Linked DNA regions of Homo sapiens: region 2 is linked to region 1. The links are chromatin loops, found by intact Hi-C in ENCODE. Cell type or tissue: Caco-2. All regions are shown on one strand. Links, peaks and the distances in the headings refer to the core of each region. The heading gives the core; the rest is flanking DNA.

Region 1 (17,154 bases), core at 3,209-11,208:
GCTTTAAGGTTAAACTATAAACTTAATTCCTCCCAAAGTTAGCTTGGCTTACACCCAGGAATCACCAAGGACAGCTGGGATGTTGGAAGCAAAATGGAGTCAACTAGGTCAAATTCCTCTTCCTGTCATAATTTTGAAAAGGCAGTTTCAATGCCTACATTTTCACACAATGAAAGCTCTCAATCTTCTATTAAACTAAAAATGCTAGGATTAATGAACACTGCCTATAAAACTCCCATGCCTTAGTGCATTTTTTTCTTACATACATAATGTAAGAAAAATTAAAGTGTGATCATCCAAATACATTTCAGAACACATTAGCAATACATGTTTATGAATGAAACTCATAAGCTATATAAATCAGTAAGTCATTTTACATTGCTACTATGAAATTCTGATTTATTTGTTTCATTTTTAGCTATAAAATGTATCAATTTTAATATATCATCCCAATGTTTATGTTAATCTTAACCAACACTTGTATATTAAGTAACTAATATTTTATTTCAATGAAAGCATCAAAGAATGTAAAAATAACCTGTGGAGGACACATTGAGACCATGTGAACATCCCTTTCCTTATCAAACTTTCATCCAGTGGCAATCATTATTTTCTGATGTTGCAACATGCAAGAATATCTCAGTCTCTTGTGAGGGCATCATGATTCATTTTACTAATATATTATTAGACTATTAAAAGATGTGTTACGTGTAATGAATCAAATCTGACTCAAGTTTCTGGATAATGATGTAACTCTTCATTTACTTCTACTTTTATATACTCACGAGGCTGTTTTGGACTTATCTCTATTTCTTGCTGCGAAAAAAAAACATGCTTCTGAATGCTACAAATTAATTATGGGATATGCCTGAAGCTGCAGTGGCACCCATTAGATTTACATTAAGGCAGCAGGCATTAAAAGAATCACTAAATATTAGGTTGAACAGTACAAAATGGTAAACTACAAAAATGGCAGTTTCATTTAAGGCTGACTGATTCATTTGTGTTCCCGAGTTTAATGCACATATACACAGACACAGATGCACCCCCCACATACACACTCACCACATCCTTCTCTCCAGGCCCAAGCATACAATACTATCTCAACTCTGTTTTCTAATTATCTCCACAGCTAGACTGTAGGAAAGAAGTCAGTGTCTTCTATAAAAGGACAAAGCAAACAAAAATACCTAAATAAAAAATAAAAAGTAAATCAATCCACAATTTCCAGGTACACAATAAAGTATAATCAATCAAATACAAATGATAGTTTTAAGAACCATAATTTTGAAATTGAATGATACAATGACCATGTATAACATATTACAGAAAGTGTGTAAGGAACTCTTTTTCATCATCTAACTTATTGGAGAAATAATAACACTCAAATCTCAAATCTCTCAGCTGTTAGTGAAGTTAAGAGACTTTTATCCTTGTCTTCCCAAATTATTTTAGGGATGAAATTTTGAAGTTCTATCTTAAATTTCTGTGATAAATGGCTTTATAATTGGAGTATTTTATTCATTCTCAATGGCTTATGAAATACTATGATGACCTGTCAAAAATACACCATGTACTCTAAGATTGTAGTGGTATGATATATCTTTCGATCTTAGTGAAAGTTTTGTTCTTATGTGTATTACCAGAAAACGGGTTTTGTGTTCAAAAAGCAGTTCTATTGAAAATCGCTTTAATTCATAGAAATAGGGACAGAGCAAGAGAAAAGAGCAGGGCTTTATGGTGTGGCTTTTAGGAGCAGGTCTCTCTAGTTTTACTACAGTTGCCTGTCTAAACTTTTTTCCTCAAGGCTGCTGAACCAAAGATTACATGTTGGCAAAACTAAAAGATACTAGAAAGGGTTAAAGAAAGAGTTCACTGCTTTCAATGTGTAGGGCCGAATAAAATGAAAAATAGGAGAAGAAAAGAAGTTGAGTCAACCTTTGAAATTGCTATTCATTGTGAAACCAACTACCACCACCATCACCATCCAAAGCAAGTGCTTATTACTATTATTTTAAAGTGAAGACTAACAATTAGTGAAATGATTTTGAATGACTATACTTGCTTCAGGCAAAGTTACTGCAGAAAACAAACTTCCCTCAGCAAGCTTTCTAAAGCAGCTTGTACTACTTACATGTATCCAAATATATCTCAATTTAATGACTGGTAACAACATTATTTGCATGCAACTTAACCTACACAAAGAGTTAATTATTATGTTTATTTAAATATTTAATGTTTACTATAGCTAGTTTTTTTTTTTTTAGTTAGCTAAATTTATGGGACAAGTGAATTTTAATTCTGGTAGTGTAATTAGTATATTTATAACAGTACAGTTTGTCCATAATATTGCAGCATTCAAGAATGTCTCTACCACATTTGAAGACATCAATAGTTGTTTTGCCAGTTGTGATAGACTTCCAGAGTTTTTATTCATTTATTCTTTTTTTTTTTTTTTTTTGAGACAGAGTTTTGCTTTTGTTGCCCAGGTTGGAATGCAATGGCGCAATCTCTGCTCACCGCAACCTCTGCTTCCTGGGTTCAAGCGATTCTCCTGCCTCAGCCTCCTGAGTAGCTAGGATTACAGGCATGTGCCACCATGCCCGGCTAATTTTGTATTTTTAGTAGAGGCAGGGTTTCTCCATGTTGGTCAGGCTGGTCTCGAACTCCCAACCTCGAGTTTAATGGCTCACAGAGATTCATACGTTTCTCTATAATAATGTAGCTTTTACTCCTCTGTATTTTACTATCTCCGAGTGAAAAAGAAAAGAAGTAGAGTGTAGTTATTCTAATGGGCATTGCAATAACACAGACTGCTATCTGTAGCCCTGAAAGACATCGTTATTTATGAACATAAACACTTCTAAACTAAGTGTTAAACTGATTTAGTGCCCTAATGGTTTTAACTTCATCTGAATGTGCCTGGTCCATGCAAATGTATATCTTCTAATGGTTTCATCACAGCAGAATAAATTCTGAGAATTATTTTTTATAGCACGAGTCTACAAATATTCACCAAGGTTAGAAATATATGTTCACTTATCAGAAGCTTGAATTTGTGTAAGTTATTTTCACAATAATCATCTCATCTGTTAGATAATAATCTGATAAAATAAACAAAGGCTGCAATTTCTATAAACATTTGAGAAATCTGAAAATCTCTTTTAGGGCCTACCTTTACTATTTTAAAACATTATCTTGGATAAATATCTGTCAATACATATTTTCTTTTCAGGAGAGTGTACTTACAGAAAAATTCTATAATCTTTTGTTAACACAATTTAAAATACTGTTTCCAGGAATGAATTATGCCAAAAGTGAAAAATTGCCATTCCCTAAATATACTTAAATTTGGGCAAAATTGCATGTATGTATGTGTACATATGTGTGCATATACTCTAGATTTATATACTCTTTTGTCCTAATGGATGGATAGAAACACACACAGATACACACACCCGCACACACACACACACAGACACATAGAAAGAGAAAAAGAGAGAGGTGATTACATAAATATACAAGGGTAGGACATAAATTGTAAGCATTTGTAAAGGTACACAGATTACTTCAAAAGAGTAAACAGTACTGCATTAGGCCCCAAAGAGAACTTCTATATATGTTAGATTGCTCTGGTAGTGCAATCAGCTTTATAATGACTAATGAAGTTAAGTCAAAAAATTATCTGTAAACCATAGGAACCATTAACAGTTCTGCTATTTGCATCCTTACATCTTTAATGGTTAATTCCAAAGAATTCTCAGTGGAGGCAATAGTCATTAAATATATTATCTGAATCATTATCTGCAACCTGCTGATAACCAAAAGCTAAAAATCCCACAGTGATGACATGAACCCATATAAACACAGCAATCTCATTTTCATTAAGCCATTCCTTAGAAATGTGTAATGTACTTATTTTAGAAGAGAGCCAAGAACTAGCTAAAACATAAACGAAGTAATTTTTATGGGTTATTTTTATTTTATCTCTTAAATAATTTCAGCATGTTTTTTAGTGGGCATTTTTTCAAAAAGAAGAAGAGGTAGTTATGCATTGAAGTACCTATAATTAATCTATTTGAATGCAAGGTTTTTTAAATAAATATATTGTAATACAGACTAAAGTTAGAGCTGACCGTACAAGTTATTAAAGGAGGCTATCAACATTGTGTCATAATGGAATTCTCTTTGATAGAATCGTTATTAAAAATGTATTTTTCTCAATCATCTGGCCAAATCTCTGAACTCTCACCATGAAATGTTCTTTTTGATTAGAGCAATGACAAAGCAGAATTTTTTTGTTGACTATAAATCACTAGCTTGGAAGCTAAATACCGATGCCTGAGCCAGGGAAATGTTATCCACTGGGCCACAATAAAATCACCACAGGAACTTGGGAAGCAACAAGTTGGTCAGGCATCACTTTCCTAGGGAATATGGTTGCAGAAGGTGAGGTCAGCTGCAAACTCCTAGTAATAGAAGAGTGACTTAGAAGAGAAGACAAAAAGAAAATTAATCAGAAACTGTGTTATACCAAGTACAGCCAAAAACATCTTTAGCTTATTTAATATTTCAAAGTTACATGATCTCTTTCAAGACATTATCGTGTGTGTAAGGCCAGTGATAGGAAAAGAGACAAACTGTATTGGTATTGCATTGTTCCTTTATAATAAGAGGTCAATAAATTTTTTTTTTTTTGAGACAGAGTTTCACTCTTGTTGCCCAGGCTGGAGTGCAGTGGCGTGATCTCAGCTCACTGCAACCTCCGACTCCCGGGTTCAAGCGATTCTCCTGCCTCCGCCTCCCAAGTAGCTGGGATTACAGGTACCTGCCACCACACCCAGCTAATTTTTTGTATTTTTAGTAGAGATGGGGTTTCACCATGTTGGGCAGGCTGGTCTTGAACTCCTGACCTTAGGTGATCCTCCTGCCTCAGCCTCCCAAAGTGCTGGGATTACAGGTGTGAGCCACTGCGCCCGGCCAGAGGTCAATAAAATTTATCAAAAACATCTCTGCTCAATATTAATAGCAGACATTCAATGGTAGAATTACCAACCAGTTTCCATCATCTGTGAAAATGATTACCGATTTCTGGCCTGAAGACACCCGAAAAGCAGCAAATATGTAAGAAGCAGTTGAGGCTCTCCATGTCCTTACGCACAGCAGTCAGATAAATAACTTGCCAAAAACCTGTTTTTAAACATGATCTTATGGCTATTAGTGCCTTCTTTAATAGTAAATACACTGAATTTTTTAAACATTTTGTTTTTATCTGACACATTATAATTGTATATATGTATGGGGTACAGTGTGATATTTCGATAGATATATACATTGTGCAACGTATCAGGGTAACTAGCATATCCGTCACCTCAAACACTTGTCATTTCTTTGTGGTGAGAACATTCAAAATCCTCTCCTCTAATTATATTAAATTAAGTGTTGCTGAGTTTACAGTAACTTTTGGTCATACGTTTTCTCACAACAGAGAGTAAAATAAAGTACTCTCAGCCGGGCGGGGTGGCTCATGCCTGTAATCCCAGCACTTGGGGAGGCCAAGGTGGGTGGATCACGAGGTCAGGAGTAGGAGACCTGTCTGACCAACATGGTGAAACCCCGTCTCTACTTAAAATACAAAAACAAAAACAAACAAACAAAAAATACAAAAACGGTGGCACGTGCCTATAATTTCAGCTACTCGGGAGGCTGAGGCAGGAGAATCGCTTGAACCTGGGAGGTGGAGGTCGCAGTGAGCGGAGATCGCGCCATTGCACTCCAGCCTGGGGGACAAAAGAGAGACTTCGCCTCAAAAAAAAAAAAATTCTCTCATGTAGTTGGTTTAATGAATGGTTTGAGGTTAAAAGTGTCTGCAGAACTTGTAAAACATGAAACCGCTGCTCTTCATATTGAATATATAGTCTTAAACAGAGCACACCAGGCTCTCATAAGTTTATACAAACTGGGATGAAAATAAGAATGGAAGAAAGGAAGGCATCGCTACAAGTATTAAAATAGAATTTGGAACTACCTTTTGAATTTAGTAGCAGAAAAATGAATTCAACTTCCTCCGTTGATGCTTCTTTCCATAGAATTTACTTAAGTAAGAAGAGACAGAATGGCCAATCAAAGACTTCATATCCTTCCTAAACCTGTGAAGCCTTTAGGAAAGCAGTTTCTTGGCACGCCAATCAAAATCTACTAAGTATAATTGTGAAACGCCCTCCTGAGTAAAATATCTTCATTTCTAGATCTTATTTGTAAGTGAACTCTACTGCATAGGTCATATGTTACTTATCTATTACAGTAAATATTATTTGAATACTTAATGACAGGTGATCTAAAATGGTATTTAAAACTGGTTTCGTCGAGAGATTAATGCAAGTCAATAATAATTTTATTTCAAAAGTAACAAGAAGAATAAGTCCTCTAAGATTATTTGAAATGGCATTCATCTTTAAATAAAATCCAAAGATCAAAATAATGAATTTTAAATAGTCTGCTAAAATTCTGAAACACTTTTATCAAAGCACTTTTTAAATCTGGTTTCTATTCGGTTGGAATAGTGAAAATGTTCATGCTGTAGGTAAAGGTTAAAAAATTAAATGCTGAAATTAAATAAAATTAAGGATATTAAAATAAGATCGTTCAGTATATTTAATAAAATAATTAAATAAGGAATGGAAGAAGTATAGCTAGTTTTACCTTAGATGGAAATTTATAAACAGAGCAAAATATTTCCATTAGTAGTGCCATATTCTACCTTTATTTTTAACCCGAAGGAAGTCAATGAATTATGATTTCTTATAACACATCTAGTAAGCATAAAAAGTAAGGCTGAATTTTTCTTATGTGAAATGCCCCATACTATAGAAAACCATAGTTATAGAGAACTAATAACTAAAATATTTAAACCCATGCTATGATTAAGAAGAGATACATTAGACCCTTGGTGTGCTAGTAACATTCTATTTCTTGACCAGAGTTGTGGATCCAAGAGCATTTACTTTACATTGGTTTGTTAAAATATTCAAATAAGTTTTATATCATTTTCTTTATTTTGCTTCCAAAAAAACTTTTAAAAGCAATAAACTGTAATAACAAAAAAACTGACTTGTAAACCAAAATGCCTTCAAGATCATATTCCTGTGATACTTGAAAATTAAAACTGATATGGCTTCCACTAAATATAAATTTAGAAATAATTGAAAATTTCTTTTAATCAAGTAAATGTTTTCTGAAATACTCCTGAGATTTCCCACTGCCTACCTTTTAGCAACCATCATGCTAAAATTCAAGATGTCTCCTTGATCATGGGCAGCAGATCTGAGCTAAAAATGGTGTCCACAAGATGAAAACATCCTAAAGAACAGCTGTTCTTAATCAGTGAAGGGCGCTTTGAGTATCTCAAAAGTTGTTTTTCACTATCCGGTAGGGTCCCTTAGAGGTATATGACTCACTTTACATACTGATTATAAGTATATTTTTAATCCAAACATCCCAGAAAATCATACAGAGAGTGGATATTAATTTACCTACATTACACTTATTAAGCTGTTGCGAGCATTAGTGCATTCACACTCCAAGTGATTTGACTCTGGGGGTGATTCATTCTCTGCTAGTGTTCTCAATATGATGCAGGTTTCTACCTCCTTCAAAAAAAGCAGGAAGAAGCACGTGTAAAATACTTTTAAAATACTAAATTCTGACCTATTATACCCAGGTACAACCTTCACAAATACCTAAGTATATACTGAATACATCTAGGATCAACTTCCATTGATTTCTTGTTTCTAGTTTAGTTTTATAAAGCTTTTTTTTTAAATAGTAAGATTTCGCTTTACAAAAGTGGCAATTCCTGATCATATTAATGAGACAAGCATAACAAGCTTTATTATGCATCAAAAGTGTTTATAATGTTATACAAGGCTAACAAAATGCTTCTGTAGTATAGATAAACACAGTATGATTATAAGTTTTAATATCAGATCTGCACATTCTAAAATACATTTTCATCAGAAAATGTTCAGCACATTTATGATAAACACCAAGTATTGATTTAGCTTTAAAATTATAATGGGATGGTTAAAACCTACTAATGAGTAAAGTATAATTTATACTTTGTTTATTCTTTAAACTATGTCTAAACTCACATATCGTTATCTGTGTATACACGGTTCCTTTTTATTGTTACCTGCTTCAAAGTAAGAATGTGTAGATGATTCAGTATTTTAAAACCAGCAACTTCCTAAAGTAAACAATAGATGCCTACTTTCTTTTTACAAAAAGGCCAAAAATTCAGCTAAACCATATCTTACCCTTGATTAGAAAGACTGCTAATTATTATAGGTTTTAAGGGGACAACTTAATCAGGCACTACCTAGTAGTTTGTGTACCAAGCAATTCATAGAATAGACACTTCAGTGGCAGCTTTTCTGTTAATGACATTGAGGCTTTTGAACACCAACCAATTACAAATGTGCAGGACCACTGCTCCTGATGTCATAACCATAATAACTATGTTCTTTATACATACAATTATGTTTCTTAGAAAAAAAGAGTGATATTAAAAAAATTAACTTCCAATACCAATGAATCCTACAACGTATAAGGAACTACAGATAAATAGTACAGGCTCCTGAAGGACCTCTGCCATGCCAGGGCATAGCCCTTTAGTCACTAGGTCCTGAATGCATCCAAAATCCAGAAGGAGTGTTTGATGCAGCTCAGGCACTGGATGTGGGCACTGATGACAGTGGCTGCTTATCAACCTGCATAGAAGTACAAAGATTTTAATTTATTTTTAGAAGCTTTTTCTAAAACTTTCAAGATTTCATCCACTGGTTAGGACATACCATGGTGTGCCCTCTGATCACTAGCACTGATTTTAGTTCAAGCTTGTCTACCAGACATTCCTGCATTATTATTACTGTACATTTCTAATTTGCCTATCATTTAGAACATGAGTGGTTTAGCCTCCATTAAAACACCAATGTTTTAGTATACATGTAATGAATATTATACCACATAGCATAAAATGACTTGAAAATAATTTTATTCAATTTTCTTAATAAACTGACTATTTAATGGCAATAAAATTATGGTTGCTAAAATTGTTTCCCATGTGTTATAGGTTAGCAATACCAAAAACACTACACATGTAAACTAAATTTAATAATTAAATAAGTGGATGGCGGATGATAAATACAGGTTTCTCAGTGTTGGAATGGGAGGTTACAGACAGGCAAGGGACAAAGGCTAGAATTAGCCATGTGATACTGGATTAGAATTGGAGATATTAGAAAGAACTTATGTTTAGCTTAAAATAGTTATAGGTTGATTCATACATTAATATTTATAGGTATATTCATATGTAGGCATTGGTATAGGCACATATATTTTCTTGCTCTGTCAGCTGAAAAGGTCTAAAAGCATTGACACCACCAAGCAATGAACACACCTACAACTCATTCTCCAATAAATAATTACATTCTCCAATAAGAGGAACTAGAGTTTCTTAGAGAAATGGCTGGCTGATCTTGAACTGGAACAAAAAATATGCCTTATGAACAGGAAGTATCTTATAGTGATACAAAGTAAAGAAGCACAGTATTCAAAAATAGCAACAAAGGGAAGGGCATTAGAAAGAAACACAGGAGCCAGTATAAAGAGTTTCCAGCCGGGCGCGGTGGCTCATGCCTGTAATTCCAGCACTTTGGGAGGCCGAGGAGGGCGGATCACGAGGTCAGAAGATCGAGACCATCCTGGCTAACACGGTGAGACCCCCCCGTCTCTACTAAAAATACAAAAAATTAGCCAGGCATGTTGGCAGGCTCCTGTAGTCCCAGCTACTCGGGAGGCTGAGGCAGGAGAATGGCATGAACCTGGGAGGCAGAGCTTGCAGTGAGCCAAGATAGCACCACTGCACTCCAGCCTGGGCCACAGAGCAAGACTCCGTCTCAGAAAAAAAAAAAAAAAAAAAAAACAACACAAAGAGTTTCCAATGACCAAATCTGGGACAATTTGAAGGATGAAATGAAGTAGTGTAAAATTATACCTAATTATGTAAAATAAATGTTAGAGTTCATAGTGATTTATGTTTTTGAATAAATGAAAAATAAACAGGATAATAGACAAATCTCCACTGAACAACAGTTTTGAATAATATATGTAGAGAGTATCCTGAATGTAGAGACAGTGTTTGATGTACACCTCTGCCTGCGCACTGAGAATAGCCAGTTGGCCCTGTGCTGCAATAAGCATGTGGCTGAGTTTCTCATGCATGAGATAAGTTTCTTCCGTGGACTAAACAATTTAGACAACTGATGAAGGAAATGCAGATTCACCATGAAGTCTCACAAAATTAGTTCAAAATAATGCTTTCTGTGATATTGTTATAAAAATGAATACCAAACAGATTTATGCAATGAAAATCCTCAGCAAGTGGAAGACGCTTTAAAAAGCAGAGAATGGGCGGGGGTCGTGGCTCACACCTGTAATCCCAGCACTTTGGGAGGCCGAGGCAGGTGGATCACCTGAGGTCAGGAGTTCGAGACCAGCCTGGCCAACATGGTGAAACCCCATCTTTACTAAAAATACAAAAATTAGCCAGGTGTGGTGGTGCACACCTGTAATCCCAGCTACTCGGGAGGCTGAGGCAGGAGAATCACTTGGACCTGGGAGGCAGAGGTTGCAGTGAGCTGAGATCTTGCCACTGCACTCCAGCCTGGGCAACAGAGCGAGACTCCATCTCAAACAAACAAACAAACACAGAGAACGCTCATTTCCAAGGAGAACTTGATGTGTTGGTAAATTGTGATCAACAGTAGATCACTTCATGCTTTTCATCTCAAAAAGGATTTTTCAAGATGCTTGAAATGTTCATGCTTTCAAAATGAAAATCATTTGTACTTAGTAATGCATTACTATGTGAATGATGATTTACTGGCCCTGGTTAGTAAATCTGAAGGCAATCTTCTGAATTATTTGGCAAGATTCTACATTGAGGAAGTGGTGTTAGCCATCAACTTTACTATGTGCACAGAAACGTTAAACCTGATAATGTTATTTTGAGTATAAAAGTTCAGGCCAGGCATGGTGGCTCACGCTTGTAATTCCGGCACTTTGGGAGGCCGAGGAGGGCAGATCACCTGAGGTCGGGAGTTCAAGACCAGCTTGACCAACATGGAGAAACCCTGTCTCTACTAAAAATGCAAAATTAGCTGGGCATGGTAGCACATGCCTGTAATCCCAGCTATTCGGGAGGCTGAGGCAGGAGAATTGCTTGAACCTGGGAGGTGGAGGTTGCAGTGAGCCAAGATCACACCATTGCACTCTAGCCTGGGCAAAAAGGGCAAAACTCCATCTCAAAAAAAAAAAATTAGTTCATATTTTCCTGGCTGACCCTTGGTTATGACTGAAGATAAATGATGAACTGTTTGGTCTCCCATGGCCATTAACATACTTAACTACATAACACCTGAGATTCTATAAGCAATGGAAGATAGCATGGGAAAATACAGCCCAGAATATGACTTTTTTTTTTTCTTGGTGTTGTTGGGGCTCAGAAAACTATGCCCCAAAATGAAGGCTTCAGAAGCAGCCTCAGAAGAGAAAGTTTTTTTCTGACCTTCTCCTGCTCTACTGTCTTTCACTCCTTTTCTCCACAGAGGCTAGCTGTAGAAATCAGAATTCCTCTACCCCAAGGTGGATTTTAGCAATCAAAACCCCTTTTCCCTACAACCAGCCATAAAACCTGAAAATATTACTCTAATTTTCCCTCCACCTTTCTTTGTAAAAACTGGCCATAAATTATCTGACATACATTGACTGTAGGTCGTAAGACCCGCATTCCAGAGAGTGCTCTGCCCCACACCCAGAAGAAAAGAATGCATGCTCAGAGAGGAGAATCTAGGCATACAGGCCTTGCTGGGTTTCCTCACTCAGTATTAGATTATGCCCTTTTTGTCCAACCATATTTTTACACAACTGTTCATACTTTATTGAACCTAAGCATAAAAATAGATATTTTCCCCTCTATCTTTGGTTCTTCACTGATATGGTTTGGCTCTGTGTCCCCACCCAAATCTCATCTTGTAGCTCCCGTAATTCCCACGTGTTGTGGGAGGGGCTCAGTGGGAGATGACTGAATTATGAGGGCGTGTCTTTCCTGGGCTGTTCTCTTGATAGTGAATGGGTCTCATGAGATCCTATGGTTTTTTTTTTTTCTTTTTTTTTTTTGAGATGGAGTCTCACTTTGTTGCCCAGGCTGGAGTGCAGTGGCATGATCTCAGCTCATTGCAACCTCTGCCTCCTAGGTTCAAGCAATTCTCCTGCCTCAGCCTCCCAAGTAGCTGGGATTACAGGCACATGCCACCATGCCTGGCTAATTTTTGTATTTTTGGTAAAGATGGGATTTCACTGTGTTGGTCAGGCTGGTCTCAAACTCCTGACCTCGTGATCCGCCCACCTTGACCTCCCAAAGTGTTGGGATTACAGGCATGAGCCACCATGCATGGCTGAGATCCTATGGTTTTAAAAATGGGAATTGCCTTGCAAAAGCTCTCTCTTTGCCTGCCACCATCCATGTAAGATGTGACTTGCTCCTTCTTGCCTTCCACCGTGATTGTGAGGCCTTTCCAGCCATGTGGGTCCGTAAGTCCATTAAACCTCTTTCTTTTGTAAATTGTCCACTCTCAGGTATGTCTTTATCAGCAGCATGAAAACAGACTAATACATTCACTCTGAAGGCTCCCGGGTATATACGTTAAATATATCTGTATGCCTTTTCTCCTATTAATCTGTCTTTTTTGAGTTAATTTTTTAGCAAAACTTCAGAAGGTGAAGAGGAGCTTTCCCATTGGCCCAAAGTGTCTGTATGTGTAATTGCTACATGGAGGAACAGTTTTATACATAATCATTAATGAAAACTGAAGTAAAGATCATGGACCTAAAAGAACAATTTCAATTCCCTTATCACATCATGGTTGTACCTGTAGAAGCCAGAGAGACATTATTCACAGACTCATCTTCAGAAGAGAGTGTAATCTAGGGCAAAATGAAATTAAGGATTTCAAAAGCATGCATTTTTTGAAGATACAAATTGAGAAAATATACAAGAGCTATAATCAACTTGTGTTTTGGATGTTAGCAATTCTTCTAACACACCCCAACTTTGATATGTATGATGTGTAAAGAAATACTGAAATTCTGCCTTCTTTTTCTTTTACAGTATTTTTCAATTACATTTATCATTCATTGGTTTTACATGCACAATAAAAAAGTGTTTTTTTCCAATTAAGGCTCTCTAAAGAACATGATGCAGTCCAATAAGTACATTAATCACAAATGAGGATGTGCAGCAGAATTGCAGAATTTAGAGAACAGCTTTTGAATTGAAGATTATGTAAGAATAATAAGAACCCTAGCAAGATAAACCAGAACTAAGTAGGAAATGACAAGAATGCACACAGACCTAATAGCCCTTTCCTTGTCCATCTTGTATCATAGAGAATTCAAACCAAGATAAAGAAATTTTATAAATTAAATGAAGATAAAATATAGATGGATAAATAAATTATAGATGAAATAGTTGATTCAATGGGTTCAGGGACAGCTTGAGGATACAGCAACATTTTCCTAAGAACATGGAGATTCCACATCTAGACTGAAGAGAATAGAATAGCAGTACCACACTGTGAGGTCATGTACTCATTGAGCTGTGAGAACTCCAGAAGGACCAAATTTTGCTAATGATGGGTATTTTTTAGTACTTTCACATTCAGACAGCTGTAAATCCCAGGCCAAATGATTCAAAGATGTCTATCAGTAGCAAAAGCTGGCCCTTCAGGAGTTCTCACAGCTCATTGAGTGCATGGCAGAATCCTGTTCCCAAAAGCAGATTTTTGAAAAGCTTAGTGACAAAGAGGAAGTGATGGAAGTGATTATGCAGGAAACTGACTTTATGAAATGGGAAATCCCCAAGTCTGAGATGTTTAGGAAAGTGCTGGAAGCTCAACTTGAGGATGTCATTGCTGAGACTTCAAAGGAACATAGACTTGGTGATCACAGACAGAACGTCTCTGAACAAACAGAATGTTAGCTTCAGGTCTCACAATAAAGCAAGAAAGCCAGTAACCAGGTGCCACTTTAGAATATCGCAAGATATTTCTAAAACAAAATAGTAATTTGAAGAGGAAGTATTACTTTATAAATAGAAATGTGTCAGACATGAGGCCTCTCGTGTTTTAGAAGCAAAAAAACATGCATAAGAGGAGCTGCATGTTTCAGAATGCCATTAGCAGCAAGATATATTAATGTTTAAGGAGAAATTATAAAAGTCTAAAGAAGAATGGCATAATGAAACAAAATGTGAGGCAGAAGACATGGTAAAAGTGTGTGTGTGTGTGTGTGTGTGTGTGTGTGTGTAGAATAAGGTATATGAAAAAGCAAGAGCAATAAGATGTGAAGAAAATGAGAAAATAACTGGTGAAAATGAAAGATTTGTTCTATTGTGGATAAATTAACAGCTCAAAATAGATAACATGAAAATGAGTTTAAGGATTTTGCAACTAAGAGTAGGCTGCCTGCTGGGAAGCTTAGACTGCAGAAACTACTCAGGAGGTCAGTGATGAGAAACATTCCCCCGAGATAGTTTCAAGTTCTTAATTCTAAAATGACCGAGCTCATGACTCCCAGTTCTAGTTTGATATAGACAGTGCTGGGTTCACTCTGGAAAGATCATATTCAGAAGTTAGATATGGCAATAGTGTTAGAATTACAATCTGCTCCTGAGATAGGCAACTGGGCCTGACAGCAAGGTTCCAAAACCTACCGGGTGAAGAAATGATGACAAAGGATTTATGTGTTGGTATGTGATTGTATATTATTTTTGAGCTTGCATAAATACAGTGCTTTATATAAACTTACATCCTTGAAGTAGCTACAAGAAATTGTAGATAAAGAATTGTTGATAATGATCTTTCAAATCCATCACAGTCATGAAAAACTTTTTTTTATTGTGGTAAAATATATATAACATAAAATTTACCATCTTAACTATTTTAAAGTGCATGATTCTATAGCATTAGGTATAGTCACATTGTTGTTTAACCATCACCACCACTCATCTTCAAAATATTTTTATCTTCCCCAGCTAAAACCTTCATACTACTTAAACAATAACTACTCATTGGCCTCTCCTCTCAAACCTTGGAAACCATCATTCTATTGTTTTATGAATTTGACTACTCTAGGTACCTCCTATAAGTGGAACCATACAATATGTATCTTTTTGTGACTGCTCATTTCATTTACTATAGTGTCATCAAGATTCATCTGTGTTGTAGCATGTATAAGAATTTTCTTTTTTTTAAGGCTGAATAATATGCTATTTTATGTATAAACCACATTTTGTATATGTATTCATCTGTTGGTGGACATTTGGTTTGCTTCTACCTTTTGGATATTGTGAATAATGATGTTATCCACATGGGTATAAAAATATCTGCCCAAGTTTATTCTTTCACCTCTTTTGTACATGTATGTACCCAGAAGTGGAATTGCTATATATACTAATTACGTTTAATTACTTTGAGGACCCATCATACTGTTTCTTATAGTGGCTATACCATTTTACTATCCTGCAAGCAATACACAGGGTTCCACTTTCTCCACATCCTTACTAACAAGGATGGGAAGGATGTATTTTATGTATTTGTTTTTAGTTTTTGTTGTTTTTGAGAGTAGCCTTTTTAATGAGTGTGAAGTGATATTTCATTATGGTTTGAATCTGTATTTCTCTAATGATTAGTGTTGTTAAACAACTTTCATATGTTTATAGGCCACTTTTATATTTTTGGAAAAATGTTTATTCAAGTCTTTTGCCCATTTTTATCTGTGTTGTTATTGTTGTTAAGTTGTAGGAGTACTTTTTTTTCCCACTTTTTTTATTATACTTTAAGTTTTAGAGTACATGTGCACAACGTGCAGGTTTGTTACATATGTATACATGTGCCATGTTGGTGTGCTGCACCCATTAACTCGTCATTTAGCATTAGGTATATCTCCTAATGCTATCCCTCCCCCCTCCCCCCACCCCACGACAGGCCCCGGAGTGTGATGTTCCCCTTCCTGTGTCCATGTGTTCTCATTGTTCAATTCCCACCTGTGAGTGAGAACATGCGGTGTTTGGTTTTTTGTCCTTGTGATAGTTTGCTGAGAATGATCGTTTCCAGCTTCATCCATGTCCCTACAAAGGACATGAACTCCTCATTTTTTATGGCTGCATAGTATTCCATGGTGTATATGTGCCACATTTTCTTAATCCAGTCTATCATTGTTGGACATTTGGGTTGGTTCCAAGTCTTTGCTATTGTGAATAGTGCTGCAATAAACATACGTGTGCATGTGTCTTTATAGCAGCACGATTTATAATCCTTTGGGTATATACATAGTAATGGGATGGCTGGGTCAAATGGTATTTCTAGCTCTAGATCCCTGAGGAATCTTTAATATATTCTGTATATTAAATCCTTATCAAATATATAATTTGCAAATGTTTTCTCTCATTTCATAGGTTGCCTTTTCACTCTGTTAATACTTTCCTTTGATGCACAAAAATTTCTACTTTTGATGGTGCCCAACCTATAAACTTTTTCTTTTGTTGCCTGTGCTTTTGATGTCATATCCAGGAAACAATTGCTATATCCCATATCATAGTTTTATATATGGTATAAGATAATGATGCAACAACTTCTTCTTCTCCTTGTCCTCCTCCTCTTCTAACTCTTCTGTGGGTATCCAATTTTCCCAACAGTATTTGTTGAAAAAATTGTTCTTTCCCTATTGAATTGTCTTGACATCTCTTATTGAAAACCATTTAATCTTGTATAATAGGATTTATTTGGAAGCTTTGTATTCTATTCCATTGGCATATATGTCTGTTATATTGCCAATACCACATTGTTTTGCTTTGTGTATCTTTGTAGTAAGTTTGGAAATCATGAAGTGTGAGACCTCAAATTTTGATCTTCTTTTTCAAGATTGCTTTGTCTACTTGGAGTCTGTTGAGATTCCATATGTATGTTAGGATGGATTTTTTTCTAATTTTGCAAAAAGAAACATTATTGGAATTTTGAAAGGATTGCATTGCATCTG
Region 2 (17,154 bases), core at 3,881-11,880, 53 kb before region 1:
AGGAGCCCGAATGAAAACTAAGGGCCACCCACCCCAGAAGAGCAGGGATTCTGAAGACTCAAGTACTGCACTGTTGTCAGCCCTGAGTGGGTATGGGTAAAGCTGTTAGGTGGAGGTGACACCTCACTACCTCCTCCAGGGTCTTGAGGAGGTGGAACCTTTTGTCTGAGGGGACAACATTAGGTTAACAGAAGGAAGGATCCCAGGACCAGCCTGGATTCAAAGTAAGGCACCTGAGTAATAACTGAGGGGACTACCCATACCATTACAGTGCCTCTCACAGAATCTAGGTCCTGCTATCAGCCCTGGTAAACTCCAGGTTGGGTAACTGGAGGAGGTACCTGACACTTCCTTTTGACTTTGGTCTTGGGGGCACAGCCCCACATTACCACAGGGGAAGTGGCACAGGCCCTATCAGGTGCCAAGTTACTGGCACTTCTGGCCATCAACTGATGACATTACCCTCCTCAGAACAAAAGGAGCTGTACTGAGCCCAACTACAAGTGTCTACTGTGAACCTGAAAAATTCTCACGTTGGGTTGGCTGGCTGCACCCTGAGAATTCTCACTTCATCCTTCAGGTTCTTGGTAGACCCAGAAAACACAATATCAGATCTGTGAGGCTCTATAACACTGCTGTCAGGAGAAGTCTATAGGCAGTGGCTTCCATCAGAGCTACCGCAGTTGAGTTTACCAGCTGAGGACATTTACACCCTTTCTCTCTCCCTTAGGCAGTGATTCTTCATTGCCTGCCCTCCTGTCCACACTCCTGCCTACTGCCACCCACAAGGGTCATCATGTCTCAGGATCAGGAGAGTCCACGATGCACACATGATCAGCACCTTCAGACCTTCAGTGAGACCCAGAGCCTGGAGGTTGCACAGGTCTCCAAGGCTCTGGAGAAGACCCTCCTCTCCTCCTCCCATCCTCTAGTGCCTGGCAAACTGAAGGAAGCTCCTGCTGCTAAGGCAGAGAGTCCTCTTGAGGTTCCTCAGAGTTTCTGCTCCTCTTCCATTGCCGTCACAACCACCTCATCAAGTGAATCTGATGAGGCTTCCAGCAATCAAGAAGAGGAAGATAGTCCAAGCTCCTCAGAGGATACATCAGACCCCAGGAATGTGCCCGCAGATGCTCTCGACCAGAAAGTGGCTTTTTTGGTGAATTTCATGCTGCACAAGTGTCAGATGAAAAAGCCAATAACAAAGGCAGATATGTTGAAGATTATCATCAAAGATGATGAGAGCCACTTCTCTGAGATCCTCCTGAGAGCTTCTGAGCACCTAGAGATGATATTTGGCCTTGATGTGGTGGAGGTGGACCCCACCACCCATTGCTATGGCCTCTTCATCAAACTGGGCCTCACCTATGATGGGATGCTGAGTGGTGAAAAGGGTGTGCCCAAGACTGGCCTCCTGATAATTGTCCTGGGTGTGATCTTCATGAAGGGCAACCGTGCCACTGAAGAGGAAGTCTGGGAAGTGCTGAATTTGACGGGAGTATATTCTGGGAAGAAGCACTTCATCTTTGGAGAGCCCAGAATGCTCATCACCAAAGATTTTGTGAAGGAGAAGTACCTGGAGTACCAGCAGGTGGCCAACAGTGATCCTGCACGATATGAATTCCTGTGGGGCCCAAGAGCCAAAGCTGAAACCAGCAAGATGAAAGTCCTGGAGTTTGTGGCCAAAGTTCATGGGTCTTACCCACATTCTTTCCCATCTCAGTATGCGGAAGCTCTGAAAGAGGAAGAAGAGAGAGCTAGAGCCAGAATTTGAGTCAGGGCTGACTCCATTTCCACAGCCACTGTGAGTTCCAGTGCTATGTCTGGTAGCTTCTCCCATACCTAGTGAAGACAAGGATAGATGTTTTATGTAACATTTGCAGAAGGCAGTTAGTGTTCAAGGATGCAGGTCCAGGGTGGGGCTGGAGGAAAAATAGTATATATCATCTATATCCCTATTTTGTATGTGTAACTTGACAGTTTATTCTTTTATTTTTTAATGGCTATATTATTCAGATGATGTTTCTTTTAATAGAAGTTTAGGTAGTTTCCAGATCTCTTAAGTTTTGAATAATATTGGTCATCCATTTAATGTTTTTCATGAGGTTTAGTGGCATATGTTTTGCTGATTTTGTAAAACAGATTGGGAAACCATCTATATTGTGTTCTGATATAGGATGACATGACATTACTAAGAACTCTGCTTTTAAATATCCGTTTAATGTTTTGCATGCAGTTTAGTAGCAAAGGTTTTGTTAATTTTGTAAAACAGATTAGAAAACCATCCATCTATATTGTGTTCTAGTATAGCATGACATGACATTGCTAAGAACTTTGCTTTAAAATATTTGGAATAAAAAATAGATAAAAGATGATCAATGTATTTCTTACTGAATACCTTTTAGTTTTTTGTTTTGTAAAATTAAATGATATATGCATTAATTTGCTTAACTTAGAAATATCCGAGAAATAGATCTCCATAAATTGCACAGGATCCTCACTATCTCTTTTATTCCCCAAACCTTAGTTAAGCATTTGCTCTTTAGTAATAATCAGAATAATACTGGAATGCTAGGATGAACAAAGCCTAGGACCTCTCCTTATAATTCTAACTTATAGGAACAGAAATCTTACAATGATGGTTGTGGGATATTTTCTGATATCTAAAGGACAAATAAAAGGAGTTAATAGGTAAGTTGGGGGGAATCCATATGAGACTGTCAAATATAGATTCCCTGAGGCAAAGAAATTTGGGGCTTTGAGAGATTAAAATTCTTTCAATGAGTATAATTTTTAATTTAATTCGGGTGTGGTGAAAGATGAGGCTGAGAGAGTGGTGATCAGGGATCAGACCTCAAGATGGCTTGTCTCAGAGTTGAGACCCAAAAGCCTGGTGTAGAAAACTCCTCATCACAGTTACCTTGGGATCATGGTTTAACCAGAGACAAATCACCCAGGGAAGGAATGGAAACTGTTCTGCTCTTATCCGTATGTCACTGAACATAGTTCATAATTAAGTCTTGTTACATGCATTGTCTCAAGGAGTTTCTGAGAGATACCAGTGACACTTTCTTGAGATGAAATACACAAAAGCCACTGGGTTGGTAGTCATTACCCTGGGTAAGAAGAACCAAGTACCACTCCACTTAAGGGATATTTAGAATAGGTTATCTTCAATATATTTTAATTACTTACTCTAAAGAATGTTTATATTTTTGGTGGGGGTGAAATAAATGAAAACACGGGTAGTTTGGATGGAGGCGAGGTGTTGGTCCTTGTTAACTGTTCTAGGAGTTGCATCAGCTAAAGAAGAAACTCTCGCCCTCATGATTGAAGGACATAACTTCCGAATGGAAAAAAATGGCTGAGATTTACTTTTCAAACAGCATTTGGTTGATGTGATATTTCATTTTCTATAGCACTTCTTGTTCTCCTCTGAGACATACTAGCTTGGAAAACATCACTAGTGGCAGGTAGGGTCAGTGATGAAAATAATCACGGTAATAACTGCCTTTCATTAAAGACCCAAGATATGCCAAGCATTGCGCCTGATGCTTTTCATACATTGCATTCTTTCCAACAGTTTTTTATCACATGCATTAACAAACTCACCCCTAGGATGAAGAATCTAAGATTCATAAAGCTTGGGCATGTGCTTGAGTTCACAGGTCTCATATATGACAGACCTGAGATTAAACCTGTGGTCTGAATTCTTCTAGAGCCTACTCTGTTCCACTTCTCCATCCTAATGGCCAGTCTTCTTTTTTCTTGATTCAGTTGTCTTTTCACTACTACACAGTGCATCTTGGGATAAAAAGGTCCTTCCATCTGAAGTACCAAAAGCAGGTGTAAAGAAGAAAGGTGAAAGTGATAACCAAATAAAATTTGAGGATTGTCTGTGGGCTTCATTTACATGGGATCCTGATGCCCTTAGCCCCAGGATTCCTTTAAAGTTACCTTTGCCCAGGGGCTGGCATTATCCAGCTCTAGCTCTTTCCTGCATTACCACACCCTTCCCCTGGGTTTTCTCTGATGTGCACTCTTGTCCAAATGGAACCCTGACCTGCTGACTAGCTGCTCACTGTGTCCTCTGAAGGCTGCACCCTGCTCCCAGTGGAACAAACCGTCCAGAATCACCTCCCTTCCCCCGACTTAGGGTATCCAAACTCCCAGGTAGGCCCATTCCTCACTTTAAAACCCCTCTGATAGCAATATCTTGTTCAATGCAAAAGGTCATTTTGACAGTGAAATTTAGACCTGTTCATCACCACTAAACATCTCCAACACATTGTCAAAATGATTTGCAAATGAGCTAGTGAATTATAATCTGATTTGGCAAAGCATCTACTAGTTTTGGGGCTATATCCCCAAGAAACAGGATTTTGAAAACCACCCTGATATTTGCAGTAGAATTTTAATGGGATTTCTTGTTTGACACAGTCTACTGGCCACATAAACCAGTGAGTGAGCTTACCTTAGTGCTTAAAAGCCAAAGCTTCTCCTGTAAGTAGCACATGAGAAAAGATCATCAAAGTAACTATGCAAACATCTGTAGTATATCAAGTCCTGAAAATTCTGGAGTCCTTCTAGACAGTAGAATATAATTTCTTGGTAGACATGATACCATTGGATAATATTAATTGATTAATTTGACTGGGCGCTGTGGCTTATGCCTGTAATCCCAGCACTTTGGGAGGCCGAGGCGGGTGGATCACGAGCTCAGGAGTTCAAGACCAGCCTGGCCAAGATGGCGAAACCCCGTCTCTACAAAGAATACAAAAATTAGCCGGATGTGATGGCAGGCGCCTGTAATCCCAGCTACTCGGGAGGCTGAGGCAGAGAATTGCTTGAATCCGGGAGGTGGAGGTTGCAGTGAGCCAAGATCGCACCACTGCACTCCAAAAAAGCGAGACTCCGTCTCAAAAAAAAAGAAAAAAATATTTAATTGATTAATTTTTAAAAATCTAGGTTTTCACTGTACATAACTGCACCTGTGCTGATGTTCAGGCATTTTTAGTCAGGTGATAGATAGCAGAGAATCCTAGGTCAAGGTTTTGTCAGTGCACCTGTGGGAAACCAAAATAGGCCACCCCAATATATATTTCTTTGACATATTTGGAGATGGCTAGTCAGAGGAGCTGTATAGCTCTGAAAATAGCTCTGAAAGGCTGTCCTTTCTTAGGGAAGATTTACACCTGTAGAAAAAAATCTACATTAGTAAGGCGAACGGGATGCTTGGCAGAGGCTTTCTCTGAGGCCCCCTTATCTGCCTAAGAAGTTTGTAAAAAAGATTCACTCACAGAAAAAGGAGGCTAAAGGTCTGATAACTTTTAAATCTCTTACAGAGAAACTTTTGCCACAGGATACATCTATTCTTTCTTAGGACTAGTACCTAGGACACTATCTGCCTAACAAGAAAGCCTTTGCTTGCCATGCTTCTCTTCAACCTTACATAATTTCAAGGAGCTTCAAGCCCCTACCCCTTTCTGTATGGTATAAAAACTTCAGTTACCTGGCCCTTCTTTGAATTTCATATTTTGTGTAACAGCAGTGCTCTTGCACCTTAATACATTTTTATGAGTTTTTCCTGTTAATCTGTTCATTGTCAGTTTATTTCAGCAGAATTAAAGACTCAAACCTTCAGAGGAGGAAGAATAAATTTCCTTCACCCTTACCTAAAGTAATGAGAAAATTCTCAGTATACTTTGATTATAGTGGTCACTGAAAATAACAGCGCAGAATGGTGCTTTTGAGTGAAATATGGTAAGCCCATACTGTAGATATTTACAGGGTCCTTTTGACAAATAATTGTGATGCTTGTTTGTTACATAGTAGGAGAATCACTTGAACCTTCTAGGCGGAGGTTGCAGTGAGCCAAGATCATGCCGCTTGTTAAAGGATACTAAATATGGTCTGAAAAGGACTCCATACTTCTATATTTGAGTCCTTGTGGATGAAGTGTAACCTAGCTTAATAGACAAAACTGAAAACCTAACTTAGTAGTATGCCCCTGTAACAAAAGCTGAGTGTTGGCTAATCCCAGCAGCCATACTTCAACCACTCATAGACTGCAGAATGTTCAAACTGCATTCAAATAAGCCAAATGCCGAGTTGTAACCAATCTCACTGTTTCTGTACCTTACTTCTGATTCCTATACGTCACTTTACCTTTTTGTCTATAAATTTGTTCTGACCATGAGGCATCCCTGGAGTCTCTGTGAATCTGCTGTGATTCTGCGGGCTGCCCAATTCGTGAATCATTCATTACTCAGTTAAACTCCTTTACATTTAATTCGACTGAAGTTTTTCTTTTATCACACTGCACTCCAGCCTGGGCAACAGAGCAACACTCTGTCTCAAAAAACAAAACAATTCTAACAATACAGATAAGTCACAATTTCTACCTGTATGATATTCCCTCATAATTCAGATCCATCCTCAGAGATAATCACAATAAATAGGGTATATCATTTTAAAGCTAATGCTAGGGTTTCTCATACATAGAGGTGCTATAAAAATATATTGTGATTATTAATCATAATGGCTAGTGAGGTGCATATTATTTTGCCATATTATTTTGCTACTTCATAACATGAATGCAGGATCTTTCTATGATAACACATTTAGATGTACTTCACCTGTGGAACTACCCAGTAGCATGTATGTGCCATGATTAATTTAGCCATCTCCTTCCAGTGTGCACATAATTAGTTTACTCATTTATTGCTATAACTTACAGAACTGAAATATTCTGAACATAAAATATTAAGCTAAAGCCTATTCTGATAGCAAAGTGGAAATTAGGTTAAAGTGGGTAGTGTGTGGAGATTTTAAATTTGTATAAATATTACAAAAATTTCATCCCCCAAATGTTTACCCATTCATATTCTCACAAAGCAATGCATGTAAATATTATAAATATACATATTTTATTTTATAAACCAAAATGCTTAATTTTAGTGCTTCTCAAATTAGATTCAATTAGAATGACCAGGTGATAGGGAATGGGGCCAGATGAGACACTCACACTTAGTATTGGATGAGGATCCAGGGGGAAATCAATTTTCAGGGTTCATGAAAGAGACCACATGAACCACATGAACCACATGAACATCAACAAAACCAAGTCTAGAGAGCCCAGAGCAGGATGGTAGTCACAATTCTGAATGCAGATGATGTGGTTTGGCTGTGTCCCCACCCAAATCTCACCCTAAATTGTAATAATCCCCAAGTGTCAAGGGCGGGGCCAGGTGGAGATAATTGAATCATGGGGGCAGTTTCCCCCATACTGTTCTTGTGGTAGTGACTAAGTCTCACAAGATCTGATGGTTTTATAAATGGGAATTCCCCTGCACAAGCTCTGCCGTCTGCCATGTAAGACGTGCCTTTGCTTCTCCTTTGCCTTCCACCATGATCATGATGCCTCCCCAGCCATGTGGAACTGTGAGTCCATTAAACCTCTTTCCTTTATAAATTACCCAGTCTTGGGTATGTCTTTATTAGCAGCATGAAAACGGACTAATACAGCAGAGTTTAGTGTAGGATGGAGAAAGGACTAGAAGAGAAGGTGGGGGATCTGGGTGGAGGGTCCAGGGCAACTCAAATGACTAGGTTTGGGGAATCTGAATCACCAGTAATAGCTAGATGTGGTATGGTTATGAGAGTGGACAGGTCTACTGGATGACAAAAAACAGAGGCATTGCAGACACCCATCATCCTTTAGAATGTCTCTGTCTACTGTCAGGCAAAGTATAGTTGTCTCTTCTGCAATATCCAGTAATGTTATTGGTCATTTCTAGGAAAGCTACATGTCTTGACTTCTCTGTTTGAACACTTGCCAGTTTTTCAGGACTTGGACCTGTCTTGATTCATGCTGAAAATGGATATTTCATCCTTTGTACAGTAGACCCTCTCCACTGTGATCAGAGATATGAAAATGGTAGTGAGTAATGAAAGACATTTGAGACACATCAAAAATACCAATGAGCAGTGGAAGGCAGTATCCAACTGCAAGGAGGAAATTAGAAAGGATTTACCCTAGTAGTAATGTTTTCAGTTTCTTTGTAGATACTGGGCTTGGTATGGACATGTCTCTTAAAACAATCCAGACAGAGTTAGACCCTGTGAAGACTGTACTCTTCCTTTCTGAACTGACTAGGGGAAAATGAGATGTGAGGGGCCCAATGAAGGAATCATCACACATATTACTCAGACAAAACTAGGGTCCACCTGCTGGGTCTCACAGTCCAGCAAAATGCAGACAGACTGGGAAATAAGAGAGTTTACTTCTGTAACCAGCCCCAGGGAGAAGGTTAGGGAAATTCACCAGACCAACTCAAAGTTACAAGTTTTTCTTCAGGATTTATATACATTTAAGCTATATGCCTACATGCGGGTGTGCATCTACAAGCAAGAGTGTTTTACTGAATCTATAGCTAATCTTTAACGAGGGTCTGGGGTCTGGTAAGTTTCTCTAGGGCCTTGGGAAAATTTCTTAATCTTAAGTGGACCCTGGTACCAGGTGTATGTGTAAGAATGCTTTTATCATTGGATCAGACGTTAGGGTCTGAAAAATCCCAGACAGGGTCTTAATGGGTTTGTTTTCACATTCCAGCCCTTGTACTCAGGCACCAGTTTCTCCAGTTCTTTAATGTTTAACTTATACATTCATCAGAGTTATAGTAAAGGGTTAGTGGAAACTGGCTTCTCTAGTTGCTAATGGAAACCTGGCCGGCCAAAATATCACCTTATTACAGGCATCTCTAACTCCAAGACACTGCTTGGGCCTGGGGAGGAGAGATCCATAATTATATTTTCAAGGAAAGTTTCCCAAGGGAATTCTCAAATTAGGTCAGCAGTTACAACTTAACACATTGAGTTTCTTTCTTGGATTCAGAAGAACTTGCCAAGTGGTAAGCTCCAAATTTTGAGTCTTTAAATGTGAGCCTGTGGTACTTTAATTCACTCATTCTTTCATTGATTCATCTAGCAAACAATGTCAAACATATGCTGAGGGTGCATCATGGACCATAAATGGGAATGTGTTGAAAGATGAAAATCACTATTTTCAAAATTCGATGAGAACTCCGGTAATTACCAAGGAAACTTACTGTGTTTTTGCTGAAGTCTGACTTTGACTTCTCTGAAGATTTGGGCATCACAGGCTGCTCAAATACTTACAGGTATCATTTATAAAAGGAGTAAGCTTTTTAAAATTAGTTAATTTATTTATATCTGATGTTCATTAAGATGCCAGATAATTTTAATTATCATTTATCTACAACATATTTGTTGCCACTTTCCAATTTTAGGAAAGAAATTTTGGAAATCATAGTAGAGTCCACATGAACTGTTATTGTTTGATACTCTTGGAGCTCTCATAACCAGCCCTGAGATCTTAAGGAAGCCACTAAGTCTTATTACATTTATGACAAAATGACCTTGAATATATCTATTCCACCAAACTTTAGTATTTCATGAAGCAGTAGTGACAGGTGGTTAGAAAAAAAAGCGAACTATTCTATAGAAGCATCCCAGCATTAAAGAAATACATAATTCAGTAAAAGAATAATGACAAGTAGACAAACCACAGTGTTATTAGGTAAAAGATGGCAAGGTATTCAAACAAAAGTTCGAGGGAGGAAGTGACATTTGAAATAGGCCTTGAAGTATGCTAAAATTTTGAAAAGGTTGTTTTTGGGGCAAGAGAAAAGTTATATTCCATCAGAAAAAGAAAGTGGTGTAAGGCAAGGAGATAGGTAAGCTAAGTGTTTTTCGGGAAAAAAGAAGTATGATTTGAGTCATCCATAAGAAAAGAGAAAGCAAGTAATGAGTGATAAGATTTAGGAGTGCTGGGGCCACATTATGAAGGGCTTGAATGCCAGGATGAGGGGTCTTATTTATAAACAAAGAATAACATGACAAGCATACCAATTCAGGCAGATCAGACAGTAGTATTTGGGGGAAGTACTTTTCCCAAGAAAGCTGTATTAAAAAGCAGAAAAAGTAATTATACTGATAAACAAGATAAATTAGAGATTGGGACTGAAATGCGTTTGAGCTGAAATACAAAAAGGCAGAGAAATAATAGTAGAGATAATAAATGGTCACAATATGTACTGGAGCCAAAAAAAGGGCTAGTATCAGAAAAGGGGGGTGTTCTTTCTATCAGTTTATACAGTGCCTAAGGTCTTCTAGAAAGGAAAGAGCTATATGCTCACTTTGGCATCACATAAACTAGAATTGAAATAAACAGACTAGAGGTAGTGGGGGAAAATTATTACCTGCAAAGTATTAACATTGCTGTGAGGCAGGAATACAGAGATGTATACATTGCCACCAATTCAGCCACCAACTCTGTCATTTTCAAAGTACAAGGAGTTCTCTGCACTCCATGAAATGAAGATCTACTATGTCTTAATGACACATAATCCACTTGCCAAAAAGAGTCCGGGTCTGACCTTGAAAACCCAAATAGTGTGAGAGCCAAGCAGACCAAAAGAAGTGTCATGTGGAAATAATACACTTGACTGTGATATTTGGCATCAATTAATGGAAAATAATGTTCTCTCTGATAATCTGCGGATCTACACTTCCTCATATACTCTTCTTCTGCAGAAGAAGAGAAGGGTATATTCATTCTTGTTTTATTAATAGGAAGTAAAGCTTACCAAAGGAAGAAGGAGGTTGTTAGCAAGAAAATAGGAAAGTGACCTGTTCTAATAGAGAGGAAAGCAGACTGGGTATGATTTGAAGAAAATGGGGACACACCTAATGCCAAAGTATCTTCTCAGTATTCTGTTATCTCACATTTATTCAATAGAGACAATATTAGACAACAGACATAGAGAGATTATTTCAGAAAAAATCAAATTTTTTTTTTTTTGAGATAAAGTTTCTCTCTGTTACCCAGGCTGGAATGCAGTGACGTAATCATGGCTCAGCTCACTGCAGCTTCAACCTCCTGGGCTCAGGTGATTCTCCCATCTCAGCTTCCCCAGTAGTTGGAACTATAGACACATGCCACCACACCTGGCTAATGTTTTTGTTTGTTTGGTTGGTTGGTCGGTTTCTTTCTTTCTTTCTTTTTTTTTTTTTTTTGAGACAGGATTTTGCTATGTTCCCCAAACTGGTCTTGAATTCCTGGACTCAAGCAATGCACTGCCTCAGCCTCCAAAAGTGCTGGGATTACAGGTATGAGCCACCACACCCAGCCAACAGCAAAATTTACACTTATATTTTAAATTTTGTTTGATTCTCAGATTTACTTTTAAACCATTAAGAGAAGGAGAAGTTAATTTCAAAGTGAGAAATGTGGCCCTGCTGGGCCTTGTGTGATGAACCAGCCTGCAAGTGTGAACCAAAGAAATCAATCTTAGGTGATGGGAAATGTGTTTATTGGAGCAAGAGGTAACATTGTTACTGAAACACCGGGGTTTGGTCTAGGACCCATCATTTGCCACACAGAATGCCAATCGCTGAGACAATGAGTATTTACCAAGGACGAAGGCTTTAATTGGTATTGCAGCGGAGGAGAACCAGAGATCTATCTGAAATAATCTCCCTGAACCAATTAAAATTGGGTTGTTATATAGAGAGGGAGGTGGGAAAATTAGGGAAAGGTAAGGAAGCAATCATGATGGATAAGAGGTCTGGTGTCTCATTGTCTGGATGTGGTGATCTGATTAATTTCAGCTCCTTGCCTGAGGGACGATTTTGTGAGGAAGGAACTTAGGTAAGACAAATGTAAGTTTCAAGTTTTAAGACCAAGAGGGTCAACTTCTATGTTTATTTGAAAAAAAAAACAGTAAATATCAGTTCTATGGGACAATTGGGTCAGTTTCACCCCCCTTTTCTATTTTTCAATTTCTCAATCATGGGAAATCTGGTAGTCAGTCTTTCTGGGTGCTTTATGCTGGGGAGGGGCATCGTGGGATAATAATGAAGAATAAAACATTACCCCTGTAACTGGAAGTACTCACAAGTATTTGGTCAGCATTTCACTTATTGGATAGCCATGATCTGGGTACATTTATCTTTATTTTGGAACAGCTTACCATATTCACTGAGATGATTAATAACACAGATAACTCAAATTTTAAAAATACCAAAGCTAGGGTCTTTGGCTGGTCTTTGAATAAGTCCATCTGAGGGTTCTCAAGACCATGTCTGTTTCCCCTGGAAGGATCCCAGAGGGACTGGTTTTACCTGAATATAATACATAAAGCCAGTTGCCCATGGCTTGCATATGAAGTATATCAACTGCTTCATCTGGGGTGCTCCACTTGACATTGATAAGTGAAGTTGGTCAGTTCCTTTTCTCAGGGTAAAAAGATCTTACAGCGACTTGTGTCCAGTCCATGAGGCTGGCTATTTTCTCATGAATAACCTTCTGTGTGTCTGAGTCTTATATACCCATCTGTGATTGTTCAATAGAGAATTATGTGTCCTGCCTCAACCAACACATGCTCTTCCATTCTCCAGCATTTAAAACCAAAGACATTGCTTCCAAATTAGTTACTCTCATAGTCCATTTTAGAAAAGGTTTCTCAGGAAGCTGATTATACCAGTCTACAAAATGGAACAATTCTTTCACATTATATCATCTGGTTTCAATAGTTATTGAAATGTTTGGCTCTGCACTTTTGCCACATTGACTACCTTGTTGGAAACCATAGATTTCAAGAGGCATTTTCTGGTTCCCTGGTGTAATTTTCCCTTTTGTGGGTAGGCTTGAGGCTAGTAATCAGAGCTCAGACAGACCCATATCTGAGCTTGGTCCAGGCTCAAGGCTTAATTCAGTATTCTCTTTACTTTCATTTTATCCATTATAGATAACAATAACCAAGAGATTGAATTTCACTTTTTCCTCATTAGTTTGCATTTCCTCATGCATCTATGAACCATCTCTCAAAGAACTGGATCCATCTTTAAATTTTATTGATAACTTAAACCTTTAATAACTGAATGCAGAACAACTGAGGCTCCATACCATGGATGATCAGGGTGCCACCCAAGAATCGAAGGTTAATCTAATAGCAAGTGTACTATGGTTTTCTTCTTAAACATATTTTTTCTTTCTGTAGTACCCCATTTATACCAAAGACAAATCATAGTAGGACTAATTTATTTGAAAAATAAGTTTTAGTCTTATTATACTTGGCCTGATCATTTGCATAAAGCACAGCAATAATTAATGTCCATGTAGTCTCTTTTAAATTGTTTTTGCTGGAACTTTTTATTTTTATTTAAAATTTATTTCAAATAAATTTATTTCAGATTAAATTTTTAAAGGCCTCTCAAGTCCAGCCAAGGATTTTCTGTGCCTGCAGATATCATTATGAATTTAGTTAATTCCTCTCTTCTCGAGAGGAATTTACTAAATTCCCAAATATTATTCCCAAAATAACTCAAGATTCTTGGGCCTGTCAGAAAGTGACATTATTTACTTACCACAGGTCAGAAACCCTACTAAGGAGCTTGTGTAGTCTTTCCAAGGGACTTTTATCAGCTCTATAAGTCGACCTCAATTTCTCAAAAAATTCTGCTCATTTTTGAAAATATCATTCCAGTCAAACCCTTGGTAAAATAACCAGTGCCTCCAATTGTGTCCTTTCATTTAAAAAAAAAAAAGCAGATTCTTATTGAATGTATGCAAATAACTATTTTGCTGTGAATTAACCATATTCACAAATAGTTTCAGAATTCTGGGGAAATCAGGCAGAGAGAAAGAGAAATATACTTAAAATTCTGTTTTCAAATATATATTCTACTCAATTGTTAAAGGTTATGAATAACTCAAAAAATCTTTTCTTTACTCTGAAAACAAAATGAATTGGCAATGTCTCAAACCAAAAAAGCCACAAAAAATATTTCAGTCCTCTATTAGTTCAGTGCCTGCATTTAATTCTTGTTCTGCTTCATATTAGGTTAGCAATCTTTATGAACACATCAGCATTTTAATTAGAGTTTTGGAAGTTTTCTCTCTAGTCCAATGGTACAATCTCCAATATTACCAGAAAACTGTACTCAAGAGTTATTTTCATGAATTCCCCTAAAGAAGTAGGTTTTGGACTGTAGCTAACTGAAAGCTGAATTTTTTTTTCTTTTTCTCTTTTCTTTTTTTTTTTTTTTTTGAGAAAGGATCTTACTTTGTCACACAGGCTGGAGTGCAGTGGTGTGATCACGGCTCAGTGTAGCCTCAACCTCCTGGGCTCAAGTGATCCTCTCACCTCAGCCTCCTGAGCAGCTGTGATGATTGGCACACACCACCATGCTCAGCTAATTTTTTGTAGAGATGGGGTTTCATCACGTTCCCCTGGCTGATCTTGAATTCCTGAACTCGAGCAATCTGCCCACCTTAACCTCCCAAAGTGCTGGGATTACAGGTGTGAGCTACCTTGCCTGGCCAGTAAGCTGCTTTTTTGAGAAGAATCAAAGTAAAACAATAATTGTAGAAGACAAAAGTCTTAGGACAGCCATAGTTAAAGACACAATTGACAAGAAATTTTGGTTATTTCTGTGACATACAACAATTTAACATAATCATCATAATTAATATTAGCAACATATCAGAATTTGATATGTTGTTAAGACAACTAATACACATCAGAATTTTAGGAAGCTCATACAGTTTTGTAACACATATTAATAACACATTTATATAAATATAACCCAAAGTAAGTTAAATATTATTTTACATTGGACAATACTTCCTGTATAAGTTTAACATACCAAAAAAAGCCTAATATGTCTCTCTTTGGTTTCTATTATCTAAAAAATCTTGGACCCTATTATCTAAAAAATTAGATTAGTTTGAAGTCAAAAAGACTGAATTTAGAACATTAAATTTTTGCTTTTAGAAAGTTTGTCAAATATCAAAGGTACAAAACATTTGATATCACAAAATAGCATCACAGGTCACTCATTTAGCCAAAATGATACTTCAAAGATTAAAAAAAAAAAAGAAACCTTTATTATTTAATAGAGATGAGACTCAGTTTCTAAAACAATAAAACCTAAGAAAGCATGAAGCCAACTAAATCTGTCTCTCTCTTCCCTTTTACCTGCAGTTTACTCAAAAGGTAAACAAAAATCTTTTATTATCTCTTATTAATATTACATGAAAATTTTGTTCAAAAGAGAACAAATCTCACCTGTGTGTGATGTATCATTAATGTTAAAGCTAATTTTTACAAAACCTGTTGAATAAATCTATCTAATTTTTATCAGTTTAACCACAAGGTAATATTTCCATAAACCTTTTGGGACCTGTTACAATTTTCTATTGAAGAGTAGGTCAATACTCTAAGAAAAGCCTGTTATTCCAACACAGGGCCCCAGATGCTAGTCTTGCATCAATGTGCCTTTGATATTAATATTTAATTTATGGAAAAACTCAACTAATTTTGTCCCTCAAAATCAGCCCTTACAATCTTGTGTGCCCACTTCCGCAGTAATCCCTGGGCCTAGCAGGTTTGAATAGCTTTAATATCTGGCCTTGTGTCTTATTAAAGCAGTTCATTTTGATTGTTGCCTTCTCCTGGATCTGAAGACAAGGCTTTGACTGTTGTCAGTGTTCAAGATTTAGCAGGAGTTGGTGCCTTTTTCAGATCCAGGAGTCAAAACCCTGTAGCTTAACAGAATAAAAAATTTAAAAGCAATACGGAAAATTACATGGATATAAAAGCCTTAATTCTTTTAAATTTCAGTTTTCCTATGCAATTAAAAACCTAATAGCAATGATATAGGAACTTTCTCAATAAAATGTAAGACCTGTTACTTAGGCCAGTTACCAAAAGGCAAAGGAAGAACTTCTGCAGCATGATTGCTTCTCCTTATGGGAAGTTCATTTAAGTAACCTGAAAGTCAAACCTGATGAACTATTTAGACATATCAAGAAAAACCAAGAGTACAAAATGAAGTTATACTGGAGGAAAATGTTGCTTTTCTAGACTTTCAGGATAAATAGTTTAGCATCAAGCCACAATAGCAGTTAGAACCAGAGGGAGGAAAAATTGCAGGAGCTGACAAAAGAAGTTGAAAGAGAGAGTTATTATCTCAGGCCTTTTCAAGGGGAAAAAAAAATTGAATGCAGCAAGACACGACAAAGTTGCACTTCTGAGATATGAATTCTGAGAAGTTTTAAAAAGAAACAGATTATACAATCAAAATCCAAACCTCATGTACAAGATCGTTTCACATACAAAATTATTCTATTTTCCTTATAATATAAGCAGACAGGGAAGGTTTCTCCAGGTATAGGAATTTAATTAACCTGATCAATCAGCCTGTTTTATGGCTTCCTGCCCTTAAGCCTATTCTTCCCCAAACCCTGGGTAGAATAGGGTCAACTCCTTGGTTTAAGTCAGCTCCTGAGATACCCCTGAGAACTTGTAGATGAACTCAAGTGAACTTGCCTCATTACTATGCTAAAGTCTTCATCTTGGGAGGAGCTATAACTTTATGACTGTAACATGCAACCTATGTGCTGACATGATGATTCACAGCATCTGCACCACTGGGGCTCCTCTTTTACATGCATTGACATACGCTTTCACCTCTCAATCACCCCATGAGATCCTCCTGTCACTTTCCTGGCGGGCACTGTTAATGAAGAATATTTCCAGTATCCTCTTTACTTGAACCAAGTAATAAAACTCTTACTGATCAAAATCTGCATTCCTGTAGACAGTCCCTTGTTACTCACCAGGTGAATGAAGCCCAGTATTTTTCAGGTAACAATAACCTTCCTTATGAAAAATACATCTTTATATTCATAAGTTTTTTACATCTGTCTCTAAGTTTTTTACATCTCTCACTCCTACTTACTGTTTTCTTTCTTCCTTATTTCATAAATAACCTTTCTAAGTCCATAATTTGAATCAACCTTTAGATAACTTCTGAATTAGACAAAATTATTCTTTTTCTCAATAAGAACATATTTTCTATGGCAAATTATATATATAGGATTATATATTAACTAAAATTATAATTCTTAGTTACCTTAAATTTTAGTGAAAAACATAAGAAGCAAGAAATCCTATACTATCTATTAGATGTTATCATTTTGTAGATGAGAAGATTCCACAACTTTAAAAAGAAATGCCTCTCCATATTATAACCGTTTCTTAATTGGATGTGACACAGACATTTAAC

Evidence for each region. Peaks named below come from ENCODE experiments on the same cell type or tissue, not always from the same donor. Only the 100,000 strongest peaks of a DNase experiment are listed, where the experiment ranks them.
Region 2: a loop joins it to region 1, with 3 times the contacts of the local background. A loop is called at or near these places in 1 of 110 quality-filtered maps.

What each region holds. Positions count from the first base shown.
Region 1 is chrX:35,854,742-35,871,895 of GRCh38, forward strand. No RefSeq gene overlaps it. Among named protein-coding and RNA genes, the nearest start is that of CFAP47, 56 kb to the right of the region's middle. In Caco-2, for the core only: no CTCF peak of the experiment used is centred there; no DNase peak of the experiment used is centred there.
Region 2 is chrX:35,801,401-35,818,554 of GRCh38, forward strand. MAGEB16 (MAGE family member B16) reads left to right here. Exons shown (of 2, transcript NM_001370158.1): 2 at 731-2,372. The coding sequence starts at 797. The coding sequence ends at 1,771. Among named protein-coding and RNA genes, the nearest start is that of MAGEB16, 12 kb to the left of the region's middle. In Caco-2, for the core only: no CTCF peak of the experiment used is centred there; a DNase peak (open chromatin) is centred at 8,581.